Regions from separate parts of the Homo sapiens genome. Here region 1 is linked to region 2. Evidence: chromatin loops called from intact Hi-C (ENCODE). Cell type or tissue: CD4-positive, alpha-beta T cell. All regions are shown on one strand.

Evidence for each region. Hi-C counts contacts between places; a loop is a spot of excess contacts. Peaks named below come from ENCODE experiments on the same cell type or tissue, not always from the same donor. Only the 100,000 strongest peaks of a DNase experiment are listed, where the experiment ranks them.
Region 1: a loop joins it to region 2, with 2.6 times the contacts of the local background. A loop is called at or near these places in 5 of 110 quality-filtered maps.

The regions. Positions count from the first base shown.
Region 1 is chr5:1,467,497-1,469,996 of GRCh38, reverse strand. The region is part of intron 12 of LPCAT1 (lysophosphatidylcholine acyltransferase 1); the gene reads left to right. Among named protein-coding and RNA genes, the nearest start is that of SLC6A3, 23 kb to the right of the region's middle. In CD4-positive, alpha-beta T cell, CTCF peaks have their summits at 1,351 and 1,551 (motif pointing right); a DNase peak (open chromatin) is centred at 1,546.
Region 2 is chr5:1,379,302-1,381,801 of GRCh38, reverse strand. It overlaps LINC01511 (long intergenic non-protein coding RNA 1511), which reads left to right and starts at 1,729. Exons shown (of 2, transcript NR_125810.1): 1 at 1,729-2,240. In CD4-positive, alpha-beta T cell, CTCF peaks have their summits at 1,085 and 1,289 (motif pointing left); DNase peaks (open chromatin) are centred at 1,271 and 1,541; H3K4me3 peaks cover 398 bases.

The sequences.
Region 1 (2,500 bases), 88 kb before region 2:
TGAAAAGGTGGCTTGTGGGGGTCTCCCCAGGCAGGATGAACTCGATGACCTCAACATTTGGCAGCTCTGTGTAAGAAAGCCTGACCTCCCTGCCTCCTCCAGGCCTGGGCAGCCTGCCTCCTAGGGCCCCTGATCTGAGCCAGGCCCTGTGGCCCTGCGGCCCCTGCTGGCCCTGCTTTCACTGTGCCCTGTTGTTTTTTTTTTTTTAATTTTTGTGAGATGGAGTCTCGCTCTGTTGTCCAGGCTGGAGTGCAGTGGTGCAATCTTGGCTCACTGCAACCAACCTCTGCCTCCCAGGTTCAAGTGATTCTCGTGCCTCAGCCTCCCAAGTAGCTGGGATTACAGGCTCGTGCCATGAAACCCAGCTAATTTTTGTAATTTTAGAAGAAACAGGGTTTCACCATGTTGGCCAGGCTGGTCTCAAACTCCTGGCCTCAAGTGATCCGCCCACCTCAGCATCCCAAAGTGCTGGGATTACAGGCATGAGCCACCGCCCCCCGTTCTGCTGGCCCCACCAGCCCCTGCTGTAGAGCCACCAAGTATAACCTGGAACGAATGACAGCAGCGGTGGGGGTGGCAGTTGCCTTGTTTCTCAACATGAACAATGGGCTGTGGAGCCCGACCTTCCTCCTGCACAGGCCCCACCTGCAGGTGGGCAGGGTAACTGGCTGTGGTAGGGTTGAGGACGCCCACTGGGGAGGACAGTGTGCACCGGGTCCCTGCTTGGGGTGGGGTATGTGCCACTAGGAGGTCTTTCTCAGGTGAACCAGGCGATGGGTGAGGCCTAGGCTGCCCTACAGTGACCACCTGGGGGCAGGATGGGTGATCACTTCTCACAGGCTTCCAGGCCGCTGATATGGCTGCGTCCCCACGGCGACACCAGGGTCCCGCCTCACCTCCACCCTCAGCAGCTCCGCCCTGACGGCATATGCCCTGCCTTCCTCCCACCTTCTTGCAGGCTGCTTCCCCATGTCCCTTTCTGCAGCCTATACCTTTCATGGTGTCATCATTTCCTGAAGTCATGGCCATTGTGCTTTGCTGCTGCTCTGGGAGCCTGGCACATTTTGGGGGGACTGCATGTAGCAGGAAGGGCTTCCACGGAGCAGTCTCGTGTGAGAGAGCGTGGCAAGTGCACCAGCGTGCTGCTCTTGGGACACAGAGATCCAGGAAGCTGCCCCCCAGGCTGACTGTGGACACAGAACTCCTAGCACCTAGGACCCCAGAGGCACACGCCGGTGCTCAGGACTCCGGATGCGCAGCGCACCGATGTGCTTCATACGCCTTGGGGCCCCTTGTTTTTGTTCTTTTTCGTTATCATTACTGTGTAAAACCTTAAGATGTGGCCCTGGTAAAACTTCCAGCGGCTCAGAGAGTGGACAGTGAGAACCTGAAGTCTGTTGCCTGTGGTAGCCTCAGTCCTACCTCTGCGTTTCCCGTGCAGCATCTACACGAGGCTCCGAGGATGAAAGTCTGCATCTGCAGTTCTCATGTCCAAATGGACACAGATGTCAGGTTGTCCCCTCTGAAGCAGCCTTGCAACCACTAGGGGGCAGGAGGCACTGCTCTCTGGGGGCTGAGTGGGATCCAGGTCGGCCGAGGAGCTGGAGGCCGTGGCCCTGAAGCTTTGACCCGGCCCGTTCTGAGGCTCCAGCAGCACCAACGTGGATTTCGTCTGCAGATGTTTGATTCAGCAAATCTAAAAGCAGGAGAGAAACGTAGACCACAGAAGACAGGGTGGCCGCGTGCGGCAGCGCTGTGGGATGAGGCCCAGGGGAGGGAGAGTGGAGGGTGAGGATGGGGTCTCCAGAGCCTGGAGCAGACCCGGTCCATGGGGTAGAGGCAGAGCCCCGGGAAGAGGGTGTGAACGCGGGGACAGCTTGCCAGGCCGGAAGGCTGGAGGCGTCAGCGTTTCTTCCCTGAGCACCGCAAGGAGGAGCCGGTGGAGGTGAAGGCGCAGCCCCTCCCTGAAGAGAGGCGACGCCCCTCCCAGGCAGCCCACTTCTCGGAGGGTGGAGCAAACGCTCACAAGATCACAGCGCGCTGCAGCAGGAGAAGGGGACTCGGAGTCAGGGCGACGGCCCCGTCGGAGCCCCAGGAACCGTGGACCCCAGGCAGAGAGAGGGCGGCGGGGGATGGTGCAGCCCCAGGCAGAGGACTCGGGGAAGAACCAGGTAGAAGAGCTGGCCCATCTGAGGGAGCCCAGGGGTTGGAGCGGAAGGACACGGGCGGCGTCGGGACCTCAGAGGAAAGCGCTGCCACAGAGCCCGTGGGCCAGGCTCGAGCCTAAAGGGCTGGGGCAGGACCCTGCACCCCACAGGGAGCCGAAGTGTTTCCAAGGAGGTAGAGGGACAAAGGGATGGGCGGGCCCTGATCAAGGGGTCTGGGGGATCTCCAGGGCACAGAGTCTGTGGAGCCAGGGAGGGGAGCGCCGTGGAGTTGTGGGGAGCGGGCGGCAGGCGCCTCGGCACTGGGCCCTGCACAGAGAGGGCCGGAGCCGCCG
Region 2 (2,500 bases):
GGTATGTACGGTGTGTGCACATGTGGGTGTGGGCATGCATGTGTATGGGTGTGTGCACAGGTGTGTGGGTGTGCGTGTGGGGGTGTGCATGCAGGTATGATGTGTGTGCACAGGTGAGTGTGCAAGCGTGTGCAGGTATGCATGGGTGTGAGGTGTGCACGTGTGTGTGGGTATGTGCCTGTGTGTGGATGTGCATGGGTGTGTGCCGGCATGCATGGGTGTGGGGTGTGCACAGACAGGTGTGTGCATGGGTGTGCATGTGTATGGGCACGTGCACGTGTGTGGGTGTCCATGTAGGGGTGAGCATGTGTGTATGGATGTACGTGTGCACAGGTGGGTGTGCAAGTGTGTGTGGGTGTGCACAGTGCAGGGGTGTGTGGGTGTAGGTGTGCACATGCCTGATGGTGGACAGGAACCTCAGGTTCCTTCCTACTGCTCTTTCTGGCCCCACTAGTGGATCCGGAGTAGAAACCAGCCAGAGAGAAGCGCACAGGGGAAGCACAGCCATCACTTAGCAAAATCACTTAGTGAAATCTGGGGGAAAATGAGAGTGGGCTGAAGGCAAAATCAGTGTGCTCTTTCAGCTGGAGAACATAGCAATCAGGGGAATAGGGGCATGGAACAGCCCAGAAACTGGATACACAGAGCTGCGCAGCCGTCATATGCCCCAGGAGGAGGAGGGCGGCGGGTGTGTTCACGCACCACGTGCAGCCCTGGCTGCTCTGCTGCTGGAGTCCATTCGGGCTGCTGTGACAACACGCCTAAGCCTGAGCCACTTGTCAACAACAGACATTTATTGCTCACAGTCCTGGAGGCTGCAAGTCCAAGACCAGGGTGCTGGCGGATGTGGCGTCCCATGAGGCAGCCCTCTGCTTCCAAGACGGCGCCTCTTGACAAGGCTCAGGGTGGACAGAGCGAGGGAGCTCCCTGGAGCCTCTTCTACCCGGGCCACTCATGCCATTCGTGAGAGCACAGCCCTCGTGATCTACTCACCTCCCAAAGGTCCCACCTGTTAACACCATCACATTGGGTATTAGGTTCCAACCTATCAATTTTGGGGGCCACTAACACTCAGGCTACAGAAACTACTAATGCATCTTGGGATATTGTGAAACTGAAAGGTGACAACGTGCCAGCAGCCCTCGCTGGCTCTCGGCGCTTCCTGGGCCTCCGTGTCGGCTCTGGCCGTGCTTGAGGAGCCCTTCGGCCTGCCGCTGCGCTGTGGGGCCCCTCTCTGGGGCTGGCCGAGGCTGGAGCCAGCTCCCTCTGCTGGCGGAGAGGCGCGGGCGGGAGCGGGGGCTGAGCGCAGCGCTCGCGGGCGGCGCGGGTTCCGGGTGGGTGCAGGCTTGGCTGGCCCGCCGACGCCTGCTGGGCTTGATCTGGGGATGAGCTCCCTCTGGGCTGCCGGAGTGCCCAGGGTAGATGCTGCAAAGTTCTAAAGGGAGTGCTACTGAGAGGTGAGGCCGGCTGGGCTTCTGGCTCCGGTGGTGACTTGGAGAACTTTTCTGTCTACCTAAAGGATTGTAAACACACCAATCAGCACTCTGTAGCCAGCTAAAGGTTTGTAAATGCACCAATGAGCACCCTGTCCAAATGGACCAATCAGCTCTCTGTAAAATGGACCAATCAGCTCTCTGTAAAATGGACCAATCAGTTCTCCGTAAAATGGACCAGTCAGCAGGATGTGGGTGGGGTCAGATAAGGGAATAAAAGCAGGCTGCGGGAGCCAGCGGTGGCAACCTGTTAGGGTCTGCTTTTGTCCTCTGGGAGCTTTCCTTGTTTGGTTTTCGTAGTAAATCTTACTGCTGCTCAGTGTTTGTGTCTGTGCTGCGTTTGTGAGCTGCAACGCTCACGGTAAAGGTCTACAGCTTCACTCCCGAAGCCAGCGAGACTGTAAATCCACTGGGAGGGGCAAAGAACTCTGGACGTGCTGCATTTTTAGGAGCTGTGACACTCACCGCGGAGGTTTGCAGTTTCACTCCTGAAATCAGTGTAGACCACGAACGCACCAGAAGGAACAAACTCCAGACACACCGTTTTTAGGTAACCGTAACATGTACCGCGAGGGTCTGCGGCTTCATTCTTGAAGACGAGACTAAGAACCCACCAACTTCTGGACACAAAACCACCCCAAAAAGTGAGTTTCTAAAGGAGAAGCTAAAAATAAAGACCACGAAAGTGTTGCCCATGGTGATAGCTCCAGACGTCCGGAGACGGTGTTCAGCGCTGCTGCAGGAGAGGTATGTGGGCAGAGTGGGGAACCGCATTCCTCCATGGAGGCTGCTCTGGAGGGCTGGTGCCTGCATCGGGGTTGCATTCAGCCCCTAACAAAGCTGTAGGCAGCCGCTCCGTGTGGTGCGGGGGAAGCCGGTGCAGGCATTACTCCTACAGCGTTCTGTGGTTTCTTCTCGGGAGTGATACAACCCACTGTCTCCACTGTAAGGTTTAGTTAATGCTGGGTGACAGTCTGATCTCACGTAGCCAGGTACAGATAAAGTAC